2 separate regions of the Homo sapiens genome follow, and region 1 is linked to region 2. Evidence: read pairs that join two places in POLR2A ChIA-PET (ENCODE). Cell type or tissue: PC-3. All regions are shown on one strand. Region 1 overlaps RCOR1 (REST corepressor 1). Region 2 overlaps MARK3 (microtubule affinity regulating kinase 3).

Region 1 (8,000 bases), 780 kb after region 2:
AATAAATAAATAAATAAATAAATAAATAAATAAATAATAAATAAATAAAGGAAGTAAATTGTTATCTCTAGGATAACTACTCAGAGAATAGTATTTTTTCCAAATAGCACACAATTACCAAGCTAAGGAAGAGGGAAGAATAACAATAAATACTAAATCAATGCAAAGGAAGATCAAAAGGACTAACAAAACAAACCCACACAGAACAGGTGGGTCAAATAGAAATCTCTGAGTTAGATCTAAATACAGATATATCAATAAATACATTAAATGAAACTGTGAATGAAACTAAATGCAAGTTAAAAGCAAAGATGTGCTTTTAAGATGTGGATGAAAACCTGTTCAGACATAACCAAGACATCAAGAATAAAGAAAGGTTGAAAATAAAAAAGACAGAAAAAGATGCCATTCAAACACGAACAAAAAGAAAACTGGCATAGCTATACTGATATTAGACAAAGCAGACTTTAAGGCAAGAAGCATTACTAGAGTTAAAGAGGGGAACTCCATCATAAGAGGTTCAATCCTCCACAGCACACTGGATTAAGCAGCAAAAATCAGGAGCGCATAGTACAAACTCATGACATCACATTCAGAGGTGTTTTTAGGGAGGCGAGAAGAAAAGTAAAGAAATGGCAACAAAGAAAAAGAGGACATGCTACTGTGAAGCCTAGTAACACAAAAGGGATGGAGGGGCAGGCAAGTACTCTTTCGGAGGGCTGCAGGGAGGCAGTGTCATCAGGAGATGGCCTATTTTCAGTCAGAATAAGAATGTGTGGGGCGGGGGGCGGAAATCACAGAAGAAACTGAAGATTAGGGGAATTTTGCTGATATACCGTGAGTTTAAAAGGGCTCAGGGAAAAGTTCCAAGAAGATCAAGGTGAAAAACAGGATCAGAAAAGAAAATGCAGAGTCCATGAAAAGAGGGAAGACAAGGGAATCTGGCCTTCCGGCTGCCTGATAACTCAGAAAGAAGCACAAGATGAGAACAATGCTCACGGTTCCCAAGCAGACAGTGATGGGGAAGCTGTGGGTGAGGGTAGGGAGAGTGGGACTGGAATCGTGCCAGGAACAGCCAAAGTTTTAGGGCTTCCACTTGCCTTCTGTTCAAGCCTTCGGGCTGGCAGTGTAGTAGAAGTCTTACTCTAAGCATTGCTTTCTGCTGAAAGAGGCTACAGGTTTTAGTTATGATTTTAAGGAGCCAATAAATCTCGGGTAGATAAAAAGGTTATTCTTAAGAGTAAGAAAGAGAGGTTACACAGCCCCTCCTCCAGTCCTACCTCTGGAGTTTCTACCTGCCCAAGTCCCAGATGATTTTCCACTGTTTCTAATGTTGTCAAGCACAGTTAATCAAATAAAACAAAATGTTACTTTTCTGTGGATGGCAGTTAGGGGTAGGACAATTTACCCAGTTGTCTGCCTTCGTATTTCTCTTTGCGGGGAGAGGGGGAGGAATTTCAAGATCTTTTATTTTCAGAGATTCCAACAGTTGGTTAGCAATGCCAGCTAAATTGGTACAATCTGAAGACCATCCCACCTTGCATTCATCCAACAAAATCCCTACAAACAAGATCAGAGACCAACTGAGATCTATCTGTATCAATGTAGGAGGGCGAAAAGAGGCCCTCTCTTTCCCCTATTCCCCATATACCTTCTCCAACAAGACTGTTTTACAGTCAAATTCCGCCTTTGTATTTCACTCATTCATTCATTTAAGTGATTTTATTTCGTGCCAACTATGTACTGAGCAATGTCTACACACAAAGAGCCCTACCCTTGTTGAGCTTATATTCTAGTACAGACATTAAAATATATGTAAATTTACAGTACGCTAGAAGACGAAAAGAAAAAAATGAAATAGTAAAGCAGGAGAAAGACAACCTGAGGCTGGGCTCAGTGGCTCATGCCTGTAATCCAAACACTTTGGAGGCCAAGGTGGGAGGATCATTTGAGCCCAGGAGTTCAAGGCTGCAGTAAGCTGTGATTGCACCAGTGCACTCCAGCTTGGGTGACAGGGCAAGACCTTTTCTCAAAAAAAAAAAAAAAAAAAAAAAAAAGACAAAGACTGGTGTGCAAGACAGTTAAGACAGTTATCCATTCAAATGCCTCCTAAGAAGTGTTCTTACAAAGAATTATTTAAATCAGAAATTCGTGTCTAGATGTAGTGGCTTGTGCCTGTAATCCCAGCATACTGGGAGGCCAAGGTGAGAGGATCACTTGAGGCCAGGAGTTCAAGACCAGCCTAGGCAACGCAGTTAGATCCTGTCTCTACAAAAAATTCTAAAAAACTAGCTGGGCATGGTGGTGCACACCTGTAGTCTCTGCTACTCGGGAGGCTGAAACAGGAGGATAGCTTGGGCTCAGGAAATGCAGGTTGCAGTGACCTTCAAACAAAGCAACTATTTAACAATAGGTGACCAGAAATTTAATGACACTAAGGACTAAGTATTAATTTTTTTTAGTTGTGACATCTGTGTTTAGATTGTTTTTAAGTCATATTCTAGAGATACTTGCAGATAGGTAGGTTAGGAGAGGCCTTATTGAGCAATGATCTGAATGAAGTGAAGGAGATAAAGAAAGAGTAATGGAGCAGCAAAAAAGGAGGGGACCACGGTGAGGGCTTTCACTTTTACTCTAAGTGAAATGGGAGCCACTGGAAGGTTGTAAGCCACAGAGGAACAGCTAATTTACATTTTATTTATTTATTAGAAACAGAGTCTCTGTGGCCCGGGATGGAGTGCAGTGCCACAATCAGAGCTCACTGAGCCTTGAATTCCTGAGCTCAAGCAATCTTCCTAGCTCAGTCTCCCAAATAGCTGTGACCACAGATGCATACCATTGTGCCCGACTAATTTTTTTTGTGAGACGGTTTCGCTCTTGTTGATGCTGAAGTACAACGGCACGATCTCGGCTCACCACAACCTCTGCCTCCCGGGTTCAAGTGATTCTCCTGCCTCAGACTCCAGGGTAGCTGGGATTACAGGCATGTGCAACCACGCCCAGATAGTTTTGTATTTTTAGTAGAGATGGGGTTTCTCCATGTTGGTCAGGCTGGTATTGAACTCCCGACCTCATGTGATCTGCCTGCCTTGGCCTCCCAAAGTGCTGGGATTACAGGCGTGAGCCACCGCACCCCGCCGCGACTAATTTTTTTCATGGTGGGTGTGGGGGGGTGTGTGTGTGTGTGTATAAGTGTGTGGTGACGGGGTGTCTCCCTATTTTGCCCAGGCTGGTCTCAAACTCCTGGCCTTAAGCAATCCTCCCACCTTGGCCTCCCAAAGTGCTGGGATTACAGAAGTGAGTCACTGCACCCAGCCTAACAGATATAAAATACAGAAGCAGGAGATTTACAAGAAAGCTACTGTATAATTTGTGTTATACATGATGATTTAAAGGAAGACAGGAACTGTGGAAGCAATGAGAAGTAATTCTATTCTTCAACCTAGGATGGCTGGTCTGTAGACAGGTATACAAAAAGATATACGCAGTTATGGCTGTCAGTGGACAATGGAGAAGACATAAAAGCTAATAATTAAAGAGATTATTACTATAACAGACTAAGTAACAAGCTACATCAAGAACATAGATGAGGTGTACATAACTTACAAGACAGATAGGAGAAGAGTTTATGGTAATACTTAACAGGCCAGGCACAGTGGCTCACGCATGTAATCCCAGCACTTTGGGAGGCTGAGGTGGGCAGATCACCTGAGGTCAGGAGTTTGAGATCAGCCTGGCCAACATAGTGAAACCCCATCTCTACCAAAAATATAAAAACTTGCCAGGCATGGTGGCACACATCTGTAGTCCCAGCTACCAGGGAGGCTGAGGCAGGAAGATCGCTTGAACCCGGGAGGCAGAGGCTGCAGTGAGGCAAGATCACGCCACTACAGTCCAGCCTGGGCAACAGAGCAAGAACCTGACTCCAAAAAAAAAAAAAAAAAAAAAAAAGATTAGATAGAATAGATAGATAGACAGACAGACAGATAGATAGATAGAGGCATGGGCCAGGTGGGGTGGCTCACATCTGTAATCTCAGCATTTTGGGAGGCTGAGGGAGGTGAATCACCTGAGGTTAGGAGTTCAAGACCAGCCTAACCAACATGGTGAAACCCCAACTCTACTAAAAATAAAAAGTTAGCTGGGCGTGTAGTGCACGCCTGCAATCCCAGCTACTTAGAAGGCTAAGGCAGGAGAATCACTTGAACCTGGGAGGCGGAGGTTGCAATGAACCAAGATTGCATCATTGCACTCCAGCCTGGGCAACAAGAGCGAAACTCCGTCTCAAAAAATATAAAGACAGACAGACAGACAGACAGATCCTTTAGCTAGATACACAAGCCAGGACGCTTGTGATAGGGTCCATGCCTACCTGTTCCACAATCTCACCTTCCACCACTTTACCAATCACCTCCCTAAGCATCTGATCATATCAAACTACTCCTGACTTCGCAAACAAGTCCAGCACTCTCCATCCACAGGACTCCATCTAAACGTGTCTTCCCTCAGCCTGAAATGTCTTTCCTTCACTTGCCCTTCAAGAGCCACCCTAAGAGTAAACTCTGGAAAGCCTTTCCTTCTACATACTATTTCAACCATCTCACCCCATCCCACCAAGCCCCTAGGTTTATGCCCCAGGCATACCTCTATCACCTGGCATTTATCACACTAGACTAGGTATTTTATGACCATGGAAAACGGTAAGTACCATAAATGATGTCTAATATACAAAGTTATTTTCTAAAATGTACAAACGTCACTTAAAAGCAAATTACTAAACTTCAGCCAGAGAAATTTGTTTAGTTTAGTTTTGAGACAGGGTCGACTTTCTTGCCCAGGCTGGAGTACATTGGCATGGGCATGATGACGGCTCATGGCAGCCTCAAATTCCTGGGCTCAAGCGATCCTCTCACCTCATCCTCCAGAGTAGCTGAGACTATAGGTATATGCCCATGCCCAGCGCTTTTTTTTTCCCCCTGAAGACATGGTCTCACTCTGTTGCCTAGGTTGGTCTGCAGCCTCAACTTCCTGGGTTCCAGTAATCCTCCCACCTCGGCCTCCCTAAGTGCTGGGATTACAGGCATCAGTCCCTGTACTCAACCCAAGCAAAGAAATATATACTGATGAAACAAATATGGCAAACATCCCAGACAGGCACAGTGGCTCACGACTGTAATCCCAACACTTTGGGAGGCCGAGGCAGGGGGGATCCACCTGAGCTCAGGAGTTTGAGAACAGCCTGGGAAAACATGGTGAGACCCCATCTCTACTAAAAATACAAAAATTAGCCAGACGTGGTGGGGCACGCCTGTAATCCCAGCTACTCAGGAGGCTGAGGCACGGGAATCACTTGAACCCAGGAAGCGGAGGTTGCAGTGACTGAGATCATGCCACTCCACTCCAGCCTGGCAGGGGAAAAGCAAGACTCTGTCTCACAAAAAAAAAAAAAAAAGAAAAAAAAAAGAAACTTATGTAAGTGTAGTATCCCATAAAAGAGAAAAATTACTGTGTTCTTTTTTATTTGAGATAGAGTCTTGGGCCAGGCACGGTGGCTCACGCCTGTAATCCCAGGACTGTGGGAAGCCGAGGCAGGCAGATCACAAGGTCAGGAGTTCGAGACCAGTCTGGCCAATATGGTGAAACCCCGTCTCTACTAAAAATACAAAAATTAGCCAGGTATGGTGGCAGGCACCTGTAGTCCCAGCTACTTGGGAGCCTGAGGCAGGAGAATCCCTTGAACCTGGGAAGTGGAGGTTGCAGTGAGCCAAGTCTGTGCCACTGCACTCCAGCCTGGGCGACAGAGCAAGACTCCATCAAAAAAAAAAAAAAAAAAAAAAGAAAGAGACAGTGTCTTCGTTGCCCCGGCTGGAGTGCAGTGACTATTCACAGCAAAGATCAGTGTACTGCAAGCTCAAACTCTTGTCCTCAAGTGATCCTCCCACCCCATGCCATCATGCCCAGCCAATTACTATGGTTTTACCTAACAGAAGTGTAAGAAGTCCATTACTTTCTTACATAATGAGTTCCCAAAAACATGTACACAAGTGGAATGTGTGAAAGCAAGGCAACAGACATACCATAAGGGGAATTATGCTCTTGAAACGCTAAAAAATACAAAATACCTACTTACATCTCATTTTTCCAGAGTATAAATGCAATTTCATACATGTTCTTAAATTGATTTTTCTTTACAATTAAACAGTCAACGAACGAATGTGTCTAAGGTAAAAAACTGCATGCATTTAGACTGCCTGATAACTGTTAGCTTTGTTCTCATCTGCACTGTTTATAGAACCTACACTTTACATTTCTGCTATCATCACTTTCACTTTTCTATCACTATTTGCTCTTAATAACATATTGTGATATTGTGAAATATATATTTGGCCTTCCTGTTTCCTGGCCCTTCAACTCCTAAAATCCTCGGTATCTTCAAAGTAATGTGTCTTTTTGTATGCCAATGAGTTGACCAATAGCTGGCAACCGTTTGTTAGCTTAGGATGACAAATGGTTTCAACTCCCACCTCAACCTCCAAGGAGGGGAGAGGGACTGAACTTTTAATTCATCACCAATGGCCAAAAGATTTAATCAGTCATCCCTACGTAATGAGGCCTTCATAAAAACCTGAAAGGATTGGGTTCAGAGAGCTTGCAGGGAGCTGAACATGGCTTGTAGGGAGCCAAACACATGGGGGATTGCAGGAGTAAAGAGAAGCACAGCCATGTGAGGGGAGGGTGGCCCATCCCAACTCCAAGAAGACAGAAGTGCCAGTGCTAGGGACCATTTCAATCCTGGCCCTATATGTATCTCTTCACCTGACTGTTTATTTGCATCCTTCCAAATATCCTTTGTAGGCCAAACATGATGACTCACACCTGTAATTGCAGCACTTTGGGAATCCAAGGCCGGAGGACTGCTTGAGCCCAGGAGTTCAAGACCAGCCTGGGCAATACAGCAAGACCCCATCTCTACCAAAAAAAAATTTAATTAGCTGGGCATGGTGCTGTGTGTATATAGTTTCACCTACTCAGGAGGCTGAGATGGGAGGATAGCCTGAGTCCAAGAAGTTGAAGCTGCAGTGAGCTGTGATCGCACCACTGCACTCCAGCCTTGGCAACTGGGGAAAGACCCTAACTCAAATAAAATTTAAATATATATATACACACACACACATACACACACACACACACACACACACACACACACACACACACACATATACACATGTATCTTTTGTAATAAATGGATAAACACATTTCCCTGAGTTCTGTAAGTTACTCTAGCAAAGTAATTGAAGTCAAGGAGGTATCTGCAGGAACTCTTGAAATTTGCAGCTGGCTGGTCAGAACCACAGACAAAATAAATGAAGGTTTACGTTCACTATCAAAGATAGGACTGAGTCCTCAACCTGTGTGATGTGTCACCATCCATCTCTAAGCGGGTAGTGTAGACAGTGTCAGAACTGAATTCAATTAGAGGATGCCCAGCTGCTGCCCACTGCAGAACTGATGGCCTACCTCCTGTTGGGGAGAAATCCCCCCTCAAATCTGGAGTCAAAAGCATGTTGTGAAAGTGTAGTGGTAGAAACCCAAGTTTGTATTTTCTACTCAAGCAGAAACTGTGATTTTCAAACTTGTTTAATAGCAATGAAACTCTTTCTTAAAAAAGAATTAATGGCCAGGCGTGGTGGCTCACACCTGTAATACCAGCACTTTGGGAGGCCAAGGTTGGGCAGATAATCTGAGGTCGGGAGTTGGAGACCAGCCTGACCAACATGGAGAAACCCTGTCTCTACTAAAAATACAAAATTAGCTAGGCATGGTGGTGCACACCTGTAATCCCAGCTACTTGGGAGGCTGAGGCAGGAGAATTGCTTGAATCCAGGAGGTGGAGGTTGCGGTGAGCCGAGATCGCACCATTGCACTCCAGCCTGAGCGACAAGAGCGAAACTCCATCTCAAAAAAAAAAAAAAAAAAGAATTATGCAGGCCAAGGTGGCT
Region 2 (8,000 bases):
ATGTTTCAAATCTTCCTGAACAGAACTTGATCCCTTCTGTAAAACAAAAGAAGTGTGCCCTTACATGCATTCTATTCCTTAAATCACAAGCCACTTACTTAACACATAGGTATGGTTTCCAAATGTTAAAAAACAAAAACAAAAACAAACTACAAAGCCAAGTTGTGACAATAAATGGCTGTCCTCCAAGTATTTTGTACTTTAGAAATATTCACAAAGTCACGTTTCACTTTTGAAAGCAGCTAGGCAATTATTTCATTCAACATAGAAAAAGGATTTGATAAGATTGAACAATTTATAATTTAAAAACTCTTGGCCAGGCATGGTGACTCATGCTTGTAATCCCAGCACCTTCAGAGGCTGAGGCAAGAGGCTTGCTTAAACCCGGAAGTTTGAGACCCGCCTGGGCAAACATAGCAAGACCCTGTCTCTACCAAAAAGCCCCCACAAAATTCCTATAGCAAACTAGGATTAGAATGGGATGTCTGTCCTTGATTTGATAAAAATCACCAACCCCCGCAAAAAACAAGAATGCACCCAAAGCCAAGGAATGTATAAAGAGATTCTAAAAATCAGAGAGAAATACAAGTTAAAACCACAATGTAGTATCACCTTAGGCCTGTTAGATAGGGAAAAGGCAGAAAGCTCTGAAATGTTGGCAGAGAAACGGGAATACAAAAACTGTGGTGCACTATTGATGGAAGCAGCCATCTAGAAGAACAATCTGACATTTCCTGTGACCCATCAAGTCCATTCCAAGCTATATATCCCAAAGAAACTCTTACATTGCTCCATAAGGGGACATGCATGAAGATGTTGAAGCATTTTTTTTGTGGTGACAGAGTTGGAGAAAATTAACATGTGCACCTCTGGCGAGCAGACTGGTAAAATGTGGTAGATGCATACATCTCACTGCTATTCAGCAGTTAGATGCAATATATTAAGCGCACAGATAAGACATATGTAATATTTACATAAAGTACCAAACATACCAAAATAAACTATGTAAGAACACATACACATACTAAACACATTAAAACAGTAACGTGGGGTGGAGGGTAAGAGTAATGACATATGGAGACTAACAGGAGTAGATAAAACAAGAAGATAGTCTCACATGGATCAAAGATAATGTGACTCTTCACAGCTGAATTTATGAGAAAGCATCTAAGAATATGAATAGGAAGGGGGAACTGTTATTGTCCCATAAATATAGTAAAATCTGTTTCACTTTTGAATAAAATAATTGTTACTGGTATAGTAGGTGAACTAATGTAATACGGTGAAAAATAATTTACTTGTCTAATCCTTAGAATAAAAAACTTGTAAGGCACAAGTTGTGGCTAAAAAAATCTTGATTCAGGCCAGGTGCGGTAGCTCACGCCTGTAATCCCAGCACTTTAGGAGGCTGAGGCAGGAGGATCACAAGGTCAGGAGTTCGAGACCAGCCTGGCCAATATGGTGAAACCCCATCTCTACTAAAAATAAAAAAATTAGCCAGGCATGGTGGCGGGTGCCTGTAGTCCCAGCTACTCAGAAGGCTGAGGCAGGAGAATCGTTTGAACCTGGGAGGCGGAGGTTGCGGTGAGCCGAGATCGCACCACTGCACTCCAGTCTGGGTGACAGAGTGAGACTTCATCTCAAAAAAAAAAAAAAAAAATGTTTATTCAGTAACTTTCGGCTAGTCAACTATATGGTAGGCATTAGCAGGGAATAAAAGAAACAGAAAAGTGTGGTGTCAAACCTTCAAGGCACTCATGATATACACGGGGTGCTAACGGGGGAATAGCAACTGAAACAAGGGGCAATTCCTGCCCCAAGAGAAAATCAGAGTGAATACTCTAATGCTGTCCAATAGGTGTATAATGTGACATACATATGTAATTTTCAATTTTCTAGTAGCTCCATTAAAAAATGTAAAAAGAAACATATTTAATACGTTAAATTAAATACCATTTTATTTAACTCAATATACCCCCCAATATTTCAATGCATAATATAAAAAGGCTTTATATCCTATTTTTGAAATACTGTCTTTGAACTGGTTTATCTTTTATACTTACAGAACACCTAAATTCAAACTAACCACGTTTCAAGTGCTTGGTAGCCCCACATGTGGCTAGTTGCTACTGTGCTGGATAATGCAGCTCTAGGCACCCAAAGGACATGATCACATTTGGGTGAGATGAAGGAAAAAAGGTACCCCAAGATGTGAAGGGATGGAGTCCTCAAAGGGCAAGTAGGAGAGTTCTTATGAGAGATGAAGGACATCTCAGGCCAGGCACCACCCAAGAAGAGGTAACAAAGCTTGGGTGAAAAGGGGAAACGCTACTCTACTACAACAACCCACCATTAGCCAAATTTACCGCCAATTTTTCAAGAAGCCTATCAATCTTAGTTTGTTATTTATAATAACAAGTACTAGCTAAATTTTAAAGACATGTATTGACATATGTAAACACCTAATCCAAGTCTGGTTATAAATCATGGCTGCATTTACTTCCCCTCCCTCTCCAAACTCCATTAATATGAAAGTAAAGGAAAAAAATATAAGGCATAAGGAAAAAAGCCACAAGACAAAGAAAATAAAAGTGGTAACAGATATACTTTCAGAAACTAAAAAAAGAAGGAAAATGACTTAACACATATAAGAAAGATTAATCCTAAGCCAGCTATGGAGATATTGGAAAATCCTGATTTGTATTATAGAACTCTCAAAAGGTTCAGGAACTGGTAGTACAAGTACCTCTAGAAGTGTGAGTGAAGTAAGCCTGAAACAAGAAGATCTATCAGTCTGTTAAATAACAGACCCCCGGGTCTCCTCTCCCACTCAGGCAAAAAACTGGAGGTTCTTTAGAAAGGGCAAAATGGAAAGTCTCTGGGCTTGGGGACACAGGGCACAACTGAGGGCAGGGACACTGAAAACAAGCAGAGAAAGCAGAAAGCCACAGATCTTTCCTTCTGCCCTCTCCCGACTCAGCTCCCTGGAACATGGGCATTCCGTGCTTGCCTAGGCCAAGTGATAAGACTAAATATATTGGTATCAAGAGCACCACAAAGAAATAACAGTGTGTCCCACTGTTGTATTCAAGATCCATCCAAATGCACAAAACTTCCAATCAGCCTTAAACAAACAGAAAAATAAGCAAGACTCAAAATAGCATTCTCTCTCTCCAAATCGGAGTGTCAGATGCTATATAAGACAGAAAACAAAATTCTGAGGAAAAAGGGCATTCAGTCTAGAATTCTATATGCAGCCAAAATATCAATCAAGTATGAGAACAGAATAAAGATGTTTGCAGATATGAAAGGATTTTAAAAATTTACCTCTGAGCAACTTTCTCAGAAAATCACTGGAGGAACTGCTGCAATGAAACCTGGGAGTGAACCAAGGGGAAGAAAATGGATCGAACAGGAAAGGCAAAGGGAATCCCTAGGATATGGGTGAAGGGAGATCTCAGGATGACAACTATGCAGCAGAACAGACAGACAGAACACAAGGCCAGCCTGACAGAGATGAAAGTGACTGAATGCCTGATGAATCTGGCCACAGAGGAAATTGAGAAAGTGAAGTCATAAAAATCTAAGTAAACAAACAAAAAAACCAAGACACAACTTGAATGATGTTATTCTCTTTTGATTTAAAAAAAAAAAAACCATGAGGCACAGCCGAGTGAATTTGTCCACAGTTAAATCTCAAGACTAGTTTCAAATTCCAGTCTATAACTCTAAATTCTAATTTCTCCTTTTATATGTTGTTCCTTCTTTTTTGCTCCATCTTATGAGGTCCATTCTACCTCTTCAGAATCTTTATCTCGATCAGTCTTAGACTCTCATTTTTGTCTTCCACTTTCAAGCCCAGACTCTTTCCATCACACATCCCTTCAGGAAAGTAGTGTAAGATTGTGGCCAGGCGCTGTGGCTCATGCCTATAATCCTAGCACTTTGGGAGGCCGAGGCAGGTGGATCACTTGAGGTCAGGAGTTCAAGACCAGCCTGGCCATGGTGAAACCCCGTTTCTACTAAAAATACAAAAATTAGCCAGGCGTGGTGGCGGGTGCCTGTAATCCCAGCTACTCGGGAGGCTGAGGCAGGACAATCACTTGAACCCAGGAGGCAGAGGTTGCAGTGAGCCAAGATCATGCCACTGCACTCCAGCCTGGGCAACAGAGCAAGACTCCATCACAAAAAAAGAAAAAAGACTAGAGTTATGTAAAATTCTATGAACAAAACCTGTGAATTCAACTTCTCTGATTTTATATTAAATTCTACCAATACAGATTTTTGTGTCAAATGTCCATACACAAACCCCACAATATTTAGGTCCAACAAAAAGCAAATGCCTGTCAACAAGAAATACAGAAAAAACACCTGCTTTGTTTGAGCTTCAACACTGAACTTCAAGGTCCCACATAACCCACAGAAACAATGTCTTATCTAGTGCACACAGAAGTACACAAGACCAACCATAGTTGAGCAGCTTGAGTGGCTAGAGTGTAGTGCTAGCGAACTCTCGGCTGAAGACAAAATTGGATGCCCCTCCCACCTCCAAAAAAAGGCCTTTTCTTTCAAAGCCAACTTCTGCCCTTCCAATTGTTCTGTACAAGCAGGTGCAGACGGGTGAGTACAAATTCCTTATTACTTTTGCAGACCAACTCCAAGCACAACCTTTAACTTCTTGTGTGAGACAGGACATTAAAGCTTCCCAGGTAAGAGATTTATTTTCTCCTTCATGTTTAATTTGAAATTTGAAAATGGATATGAGACAAATGAATTTTCTGCTTTAGTCCTCCCAGTGGTGATCAGAGGGTACTGCATTCCCTGACTCCTTTTTCTTTTTTAACCAAAGCCACAAGTCACGGAATATTCCCTGACTCTTACTAGGAATTTGTTCCAGCCCAGGAAAAAATTCCAGGCATAAAATTTGGCTATATCTTAGAATAATAAAATGCAGGCCGAGCGCAGTGGCTCAAGCCTGTAATCCCAGCACTTTGGGAGGCCAAGGCAGGCGGATAACCCAAGGTGAGGAGTTTGAGACCAGCCTGGCTAACATGGTGAAACCCCATCCCTACTAAAAATACAAAAAATTAGCTGGGCATGGTGGTGTGTGCCTGTAACCCCAGCTACTTAGGCTGGCAGGCGGAGGTTGCAGTGAGCCAAGGTCACGAGATTGCACTCCAGCCTGGCAACAAGAGTGAAACTCTGTCTCAAAAAAAAAAAAAAAGTAATAAAATGCAGAACAATCCTCTTTGCAATCAAATAGTTAATATTAATTTTTATTAGACTGTATAAGCCTCTATGTAATTACAATGTAAATCATGCACCATGTAAGTCTAAATAGTTATACAATGTATATATCATGAGCTACATAACTTAAATGACCAAAATTCTATTTACTGCAAATTTCAACCTTTACCTCATTTACATACATAAGATAAGGATGCTCAAATTGAAGTCTATAAGATCTTTCCCTGAAAACTGACTAAATATTTTCATGAATTCTTCAGAGATCAACTTTTTTTTTTCTTTCTTAAGATACATAGTTTCACCATGTTGTCCAGGTCGACTGGAACTCCTGGCCTCAAGTGATCCTCTGGCCTTAGCCTCCTGAGTAGCTGAAACTATAGGCCAACTTTTTTCTGATAAGGCCCAAACAGCTTGATTCAACAGGTTGTGCTTAGAAGTTGACAAGCTGATTAAGCCGGGGCACAGTGGCTCACGCCTGTAATTCCAGCACTTTGGGAGGCCGAGGAGGGAAGTGGGAGGATCATGAGGTCAGGAGTTCCAGATCAGCCTGCCAACATGGTGAAACCCAGTCTCTACCGAAAATACAAAAAAATCAGCTGGGCATGGTAACAGGCACCTGTAATCCCAGCTACTCGGGAGGCTGAGGCAGAATTGCTTGAAGCCAGGAGGCGGAGGTTGCAGTGAGCCAAGATCATGCCACTGCACTCCAGCCCGGGCAACAAGAGTGAAACTCTGTCTCAAAAAATAAAATAAAATTTAAAAATTAGCTGGGTGTGGTGGCGGCTGCCTGTAATCCTAGCTACCTGGGAGGCTGAGGCAGGAGAATCGCTTGAACCCGGGAGGCGGAGGTTGCAGCGAGCGAGATCGTGCCACTGCACTCCAGCCCAGGTAACAGTGTGAGACTCCGCCTCAGGAAATTTAAAAAAAAAAAAAGCTAATTAAATAAAACCATATTACATATTTTAAATGAGATACTCTACAAAGTATTGCTGGCTGGTATACAGTTAAGTGATCACCAAATGGCAACTATTGTTATTTTCCAGAACCACAATTTTTAATAAACAGTTTTTTTTAAACTCATGGAACCTGAAAACTCAATTAAATGGTCTGGAAATCTTCCTTTGATAGTCACAGTACAATCTAAAAGGAGTATAGTTTAGTTAGCAAGCCTTCACTGCACACTAAGGCAGTGATTTTTTTTTCTTAATAAATAAACATCAGAAATTCCTGCTATAGTGATTCTTAAGAGTGGTCCCCGGACCTGGAGCATCAACATCACCTGGCAACTTGTTAGAAATTCCAATTCTACGGGTAAAATCAAGGTCTAGGGGTAGGGCCCAGTGATCACGGTTCTAAAGCCCTTCAGGTGATTCTAATGTTTGCTTAAGTTTGAGAGTTACAGACTAGTTTCATAAAGCTCAGGCTGCTTTGTCCTGCAAGGAGCAGGAAATCCTAAAGAGCAGGAAAGCTATGTGTCCCAGGTATATGGCCTCTACAGCACCTAGCACAGTATCATACACACGGTAGGCATTCACACTTGCTGAATAGGTTAATTCAGTCTCACATAACCGATGACTGACTAGACAACAGCATCATCAGTTTCACAGAGGTCAGAAATTTGGGGGACTATTTGCATTAACTAATAATAAGTACATGATGCACACATATCAGTAACTGTTAAATAACTGGGAAAGCCCTGGGCCTCTGGTACTTTGGCCAATAACATTACCAGGCTTACGAAGTGTCATATCCTTTGAAATTCAGGTGAAAAATATGTTTCTCATTTTGCCAGTATAGAAAAAGGATGTATCCGTGGCTCCATATAACTATAGAACATAAACTGAAATGCAAACTGTTTGGTTGCCTTTAAAAAGCATATTTTGACCAGGTACAGTGGCTCACGCCTGTAATCCCAGCACTTTGGGAGGCCAAGGCGGGCGGATCACCTGAGGTCAGGAGTTTGAGAACAGCCTGGCCAACATGGCGAAACCCCATCTCTACTAAAAAAAAAAAAAAAAAAAAAAAAAAAATAGCCAGGCATGGTGGCGGGAGCCTGTAATCCCAGCTACTCGGGAGGCTGCGCACGACAATCGCTTGAACCCGGGCGGCAGAGGTTGGCAGTGAGCCGAGATTGCACCACTGCACTCCAACCTGGGCGACAGAGCAAGACTCCATCTCAATTAAAAAAAAAAAAAAAGCATATTTGACATATCAGCCAACTATAATGTATGAATTCAAGCTGGATTCTAATTTGAACAGTTTAAAAATTAGAAATGTGAGAAAATTTAAATACTGCATATTTGATATTAAGAAAATATGATAAAAGTATTGCTTTTTTCTTAAAACAGGCTTTATCTCTTCTAAAAGCTTTAGAGAGGAAATGATACTGCATTTGCTTCTTCATTTATAAATGAAATAAGATTGGCCACTGAGCTGCGCTGTTGAGTACATGGGGGGCTAAGTACATACCAGGGTTTCTCAACGCTGGCACTACTGACATTTTAGGCCGGGTAATTCTTTGCTGTGGAAGGCTGTCCTACGTACTGTAAAATGTTTAGTAGCATTCCTGGTCAGCCAAACCTTTCTCCAGCTGTGATAACCAAAGATGTCTTTAGACATTGTCAAATGTCCACTAGAGGGCAAAATCACCCTGTGGCTGAGAAGCATTGATAAATAACATTCTATTTTTTTAAATTTTCCTATAATAAAATATTTTAAAAAATAGTTTTGACTGAGTGTGGTGGCTCACACCT

What was found. Peaks named below come from ENCODE experiments on the same cell type or tissue, not always from the same donor. Only the 100,000 strongest peaks of a DNase experiment are listed, where the experiment ranks them.
Region 1: POLR2A ChIA-PET joins it to region 2 with 16 read pairs; 2 of 35 experiments call an interaction of 5 or more read pairs at or near these places.

What each region holds. Positions count from the first base shown.
Region 1 is chr14:102,615,425-102,623,424 of GRCh38, reverse strand. The region is part of intron 2 of RCOR1 (REST corepressor 1); the gene reads right to left. Among named protein-coding and RNA genes, the nearest start is that of RCOR1, 27 kb to the right of the region's middle. In PC-3, no CTCF peak of the experiment used is centred here; no DNase peak of the experiment used is centred here.
Region 2 is chr14:103,390,987-103,398,986 of GRCh38, reverse strand. The region is part of intron 1 of MARK3 (microtubule affinity regulating kinase 3); the gene reads right to left. Among named protein-coding and RNA genes, the nearest start is that of MARK3, 9.6 kb to the right of the region's middle. In PC-3, CTCF peaks have their summits at 4,584, 4,786 and 7,776; DNase peaks (open chromatin) are centred at 3,536 and 7,776; H3K4me3 peaks cover 278 bases; H3K27ac peaks cover 271 bases.